Linked DNA regions of Homo sapiens: region 2 is linked to region 1. Evidence: chromatin loops called from intact Hi-C (ENCODE). Cell type or tissue: MCF 10A. All regions are shown on one strand. Links, peaks and the distances in the headings refer to the core of each region. The heading gives the core; the rest is flanking DNA.

Region 1 (2,921 bases), core at 267-2,766:
GCTCTTTTTGTTCTCTGAATATTTCTTTTTTATAACATTCTCTTCTTATTTTATGTATGCAATATCATCTTTTATACTCAGAGGATATTATTTATAGTTTTGCCTTTGTTAGCTTTTTCTTTGTTTCTATTCCTTACATTGTCCCTACCTCCTTTCTGTTCCTTTTGTTCCCATTGTTTCTGTTGATTGTGTCTTTCAAATTAGAAGCTTTTGTCAAATAGCTGATGTCCCTGGCTGTCCCTTAACCTTTAAAAGCAAGGCAATAAAAAGCTGACTGGAAGCTCTGTGCCTTAAGGAGACAGGCTGCTCTGTAGGATGATTTGGCTGGGCTTTTGATTGAGGGATCCCTAAAGTTGATATCTGTATGCCTTTCCAATTAGGCTCATCCACCCTCTTGCCTAAGGGATAAAAGCCTGGCTGCCAGCATGTTCTTGAAGGCAGGTTGGGAAAGGAGGCTGAGGACCTCTCTATGCACTATGTAGACTTTTACATAATTCCTCTGTGGAGTCTATTTTACAACAGATGTGGTTTTATAATACAAATTAGCTCCTACGCAGTTGGTAAATAGAAAAATTATGTCAGTATAATGCAGAATTAATTTATATGCAATACTTCCTCTGCTCAAGAAAACAGGATGTGGAGCAGAAGTATAACCTTCGGTAGGAAAGGAAAAAGTTTTTAATGGTTGCTGCTCTGGCAATAGAAACCGTTTGCCTGTGGTTTGAAAATTAAAAACAAGTACTTAAACCTGGGCTTCACCCTCGAAGCGGCTACACCCCACACCTGTGGGACTCTTGACTCCTGGCAGGTGGTATTGTCTCTGTGGCACCTTCAGGGCAGCCACACTGACTGAGAAGGCCACTTCTACTGCATTGTCGGAGTTCCTACCAGCTCTGCTCTTGTGTATGTGTTACTAACATTCTCTCTCAATTATTCCTCTGACTTCACAACAATTGTAACAGGCCCCAGCCACACGCAGCCTGCCTCAATAGTACAAGTTAATTTCCTGAGTATCAATTATTGTCTTTACTAGTGCTTTGCATAAGTTGTGAATTTTCTACCTCAATCTTTTTTTGCACATGGCCTTACTTTTTGTGTGCAAGTTTGAAAACTGAATTTTTCAGGAATCTCATCCTTATTGTGCCTTAAGCTTGTTTCCAAAACTGGCCACAACTCTTTCTTTCCCTGTAGCCACGTTCCTTTGCAATGTGACTTTGCAGCCCTGTCCATCAAGAGGTAGACCCTATCCCTCCCCAGCTCTTGAATCTGAGCTACACTTGTGACTTGCTTTGCCCAACTGAATGCATAGAAGAGACACTGTGTCAGTTCCAAGCCTAGGCCTCAAAAGTCTTTGCATGCCTCGACTAGCCCTCTTGGAACCCTGCCCAGCCACAATGTAAGAGCCTGGGCTTTGCCTACAGGAGGAGAGCAGACCACATTCACCAGAAGTGAGTCAGCCCGGCTTTCCCAGCTAAAGCTTCAGAGATAAGGGGCAGGGTTGGGGAGGAGTTCTCTGATGAATTTGCTTTTTTATCCGTATCTTCAGCCTATTTCCCTGTTTCTGACCCTAATTTGTCCCCACTTTTGGAAGTTCCTAGGTTTCCATTACTGAGTCTTTCTGGGACTCTAGTAAGACCACTTTTGCTTCTGGGCCTCCCCCACTCCCATGGAGGCTCTGTTTCCTCAGGGCTGAGTTACCACTGGTTCACCTCTCTCTTGCTTTAAAAATGTTATTGCTGTTATTGTTATTGTCCTGCTCTCTTTATCATTGTTTTTAATGTCTTTTTATTTCCTTACTGCAAAGTTTAGTGGTGTTTGGAGAGAACATGTAGATAAACCCAAGTGTTTAATCTGCCAAACTTAACAAGAAGTCTCCTCACTTCATTTTACAGATGAGGAAACAGAAGTCTATGAAGCTAAGTGGCTTGCCCAAAGCCACCTGAGTAATTAGTAAAAAATCTGAAACCACCTAGAATTCTGGAACCACTCCAATGTTCTTTTCTCTATTCCATGCTACCTTTGCAATTATGTCAGGAAGCCCATCTGATGGAACGAAATCCTCCCCTCATTGAATGTCTGTAGATTTCTTCTGTGCACATAAGATTCTGCAGTGCCATCGTCTGTTCCAGCCTTGACAAATACAGTGAGAAGCCAATTCAATCAGCATTCTAAAATATACAATAAAAGCATATTACTTTTCCCTGCTGATGTTTAAACCATCATCCACATAGAATTGCAAATTTTTGTATGCTCGCAGATTATGTGTAAACTCTCAGGCACAAATTAGAAACTATTCCATCAGTGTTTAAAATTCTAACTACATAAACAAATGCCTGTGCTCTAAACTGAAACAAATTGCAAGGTATACAACGTAGCCTTGTTGGACAGGGCAATGACTTTCAAGCCAGTAAGAAATGGCCAGAACAGGTGCTTCAGAATATGCTAATAACCTTTCCTGACATCCAATGGCCCACAGATATCTAGTTACAGGTATCTAGTTTCTGCCTATAAGCATCACTGATTATGCAGAAGAGCCTGCTTCAGATGTCAGGGTCACTTATGCGAAGCCTTCATATCATCTCCCAGCCCATTCCGGGGATGTGCTCAGCATCTCCACACAACTCCAGTGGGCATCAAGTCAGTGTGGAGCATCATAGGAGCACACAGAACATCCCATACCTCCAAACCCCAGGAGTAAAAAAGCACTACATCTAGATAGGTAAGAGACATCTCCTGTCTTGTCTCTTCACATCTAGACACTGCCTAAATCAATGAATCCCAAAAAACAATTTAGCTTCCATAGAGAATGTTGCCACACCTGACACAATAGAATGAGCCTCTGCCTGGTTTACAGAACTCAAACCACTCAAGTCAAACACTAGATATTTGCTTCAGTGTCTTTCACCAATTGTCTACCTCAC
Region 2 (2,921 bases), core at 100-2,599, 110 kb after region 1:
TGGCCAGAAGACATTTTTTAAGACAGGGTCTTGCTCTGTCACCCAAACTGGAGTGCAGTGGCACAATAATAGATAACTATAACCTTGAACTCCTGGGCTCAAGGAATCCTACTGCCTCAGCCTTCCAAGAAGCTAGAACTACAAGCGTACACCATCATGCCTGGCTAATTTTTTATTTTTTGTAGAGGCAGGGTTTTGCTATGTTTCCCAGGCTGGTCTCCAACTCCTGGCCTCAAGTGATCCTCCTGCAACAGCCACCCACAGTACTGGGATTACAGGCGTGAGCCCCCACACCTTGTCTGATGTTGTTGAGGCACAGATGTGTGTTGAAAAAAGTGAAGCCTGCTCCAGGCTTCACAGGGGAATTCATCTTGCTAATCACACCTATTTAATTTTTTTCATTTTATTTTATTTTATTTCATTCCAGGATACATGTGCGGGACATGCAGGTTTGTTACATAGATGAACATGTGCAATGGTGGTTTGCTGCACCTATCAACCCATCACCCAGGTATTAAGCTCCACGTGCATTAAATATTTATCCTGATGCCCCCCGACTCCGCCCTCAAAGAGGCCCAGTGTGTGTTGTTCCTGTCCCTGTGTCCATGTGTTCTCATTGCTCAACTCCCATTTAGAAGTGAGAACATGTGCACTCATAAGTGGGACTTGAACAATGAGAACACATGGACACAGGGAGGGGAACATCACACACCGGGGACTGTTGTGAGGTGGGGGGAGGGGGGAGGGATAGCATTAGGAGATGCTAAATGACGAGTTAGTGGGTGCAGCGCACCAACATGGCACATGTATACATATGTAACAAACCTGCACATTGTGCACATGTACCCTAAAACTTAAAGTATAATAATAATAAAATTTAAAAAAAAAGAAGTGAGAACGTGGTGTTTGGTTTTCTGTGCCTGTAATCACACCTATTTTAATATAAAAGGTTATATTTAGATGATTAGAAATTAGTAACCATACAGCTAGTAGAAATTATTGCTCTCTTTTCTAAAATTCTCGGGATTGCAAAGATCATTAACAGCCAACAGAGGCAAAGACAGTCCCTAAGTCCATTTTCAGTGTTAGAGCTTCCTGCACATTCCATCCAGAACGATCATCCAGCCCTTAACAGGTCAGCACTCTTTCCCATCAGATCCTGCCTCGGGTGCAGCTCTGCAGCACTGTGTCCACAGGAATCTCAAGAAATCCTGAGACCTTAGCAAAAACTGTACAACGGTTCTTTAAATTGAAAAAAAAATGTAAAAAACGTGCATCAACACTATTTTGCATTAGCTGCGTCTATGCATGTCATGTAGGTTGGAAATGAATCATCACTTAGAAATTATTTTGGTGCAAAAGCTAAACATAAAGACTCCACCAAATAAACAGTTTTTATAAAAAGGTTTTATGTGACAACAGTCCCTTCTGGGGCATCAACTCCCGGAAATGATGAAATGTGACTCATTAGCATGGAACAACTCATATTCCAAACAGAGACTGCAGTTACTGCTGGGGAACTCGTTCCCCAGAGCAACGTTCTTATCTCTCCGCCTGCTGGCCAAGAGGCCAGCCTGGGTGATGATGCAGCATCCTTTGCTCTCTTGCCCTTATCTGATCAGCTTTTGCTTCAAAACTGAGCTGGATCATTTCCACTCTGCAAAGGTAATGGCCCAGCATGATTCTCACTCCTTTGATGAAAGCCACAGAAATCCCTCAACCTACAGCAAGTTCCCTTTCAGGAGATCAAAGCACTAGTTTAGCTTGCTTATTGCCCACAACTATCCACTATCTTAATAGTTAATGTCCTAAATAGTTATCTCACCCTATAATTGGGACCCCCTTTTTCCAAATTCTAGTATAACAAGACTCTTCAACAGGAGAATTTCTTTGCTCGTTTATGTGAATTATGCAAAATGGAAATTACATGTGTTGAAAACCAGGAGAAGGGGGGAAAGCATAAGGAATAACAGAGAGTGGTGAAGTGGATGGTAGAGAAAGGACAGTGGGTTCATAAGGATCATAGTAGTTAACATTAATTCTGTGCTTACTGTGTGCCACATACTGTGCTAAGCAGCTTGCATGTATTAACACTGAATCATTACTGTAACTCCATGAGGCACGGACTTCTCAGCAAACCCATTTATGCAGATGAGAGTCTGGAGGGCTAGGAAGCACTGCAGAACCACCAACCATCTCCTCTTCTGGGTTCACAGCAAACTAGGCTTTTGTAGTAGGTTGGATTGTTGGCCCCATTTCTTTCCCACCCTGTGTATCCAGGCCTGTTCCATGTGACTTTACAGCCCCTCACACTAGAGACAGAAGATAATTACCAATTGATGTGACTTGGTTTTGCCCATGAGATGTGAGCAGACATAATGTGTTTGCCTGTTTGGGTTTGCCCTCCTGTAGTGTGTGAATCATGTCTCCTAAAAATTTGTGTCCACCTGGAACCTCAGAATATGACCGTATTTGGGAATAGGGTCTTTGTAGATGTAATTAAGGTAAGGATTGAAAGGAACTTATGATCATACTGTCATACTAAAGTAAGGCAGGCCCTAAATCCAATAAAAGTGCCCTTGCATGAGACAAGACGCAGAAACATGAAAAGAATGCCAGAGGACAGAGGTAGAGATTGGAGTAATGCTGCTACAAGCCATGGAAAACCTGCAGCCACCAAAAACTGGAAGAGATAAGTAAGGCCACTTTCCTAGAACTTTTGGGGGGATCATGGCACTGCCTACACATTCATTTTTAACTTCTAGCCCCCAGAACTGTAGAAGAATAAATTTTCATTATTTTAAGGCACCAAGTTTGTAGTATTTTGTTATGACAGCCCTAGGAAACTAATACCTGTCCTATGCTTCTGCCATTACCTGGACAAGAGCTTCCTTCAGGTGGCTGCTGCCCTTTGAGCCTGG

The links. A loop is a pair of places that touch in the nucleus more often than their neighbours do. Peaks named below come from ENCODE experiments on the same cell type or tissue, not always from the same donor. Only the 100,000 strongest peaks of a DNase experiment are listed, where the experiment ranks them.
Region 2: a loop joins it to region 1, with 4 times the contacts of the local background. A loop is called at or near these places in 6 of 110 quality-filtered maps.

What each region holds. Positions count from the first base shown.
Region 1 is chr5:57,493,322-57,496,242 of GRCh38, reverse strand. It overlaps RMEL3 (enriched in melanoma 3), which reads right to left. Exons shown (of 4, transcript NR_186596.1): 2 at 2,018-2,168. Among named protein-coding and RNA genes, the nearest start is that of ACTBL2, 12 kb to the right of the region's middle. RefSeq lists enhancers at 1,292-1,351, 750-1,949. In MCF 10A, for the core only: no CTCF peak of the experiment used is centred there; a DNase peak (open chromatin) is centred at 1,382.
Region 2 is chr5:57,381,999-57,384,919 of GRCh38, reverse strand. No RefSeq gene overlaps it. Among named protein-coding and RNA genes, the nearest start is that of RMEL3, 12 kb to the left of the region's middle. In MCF 10A, for the core only: a CTCF peak has its summit at 1,574 (motif pointing left); a DNase peak (open chromatin) is centred at 1,459.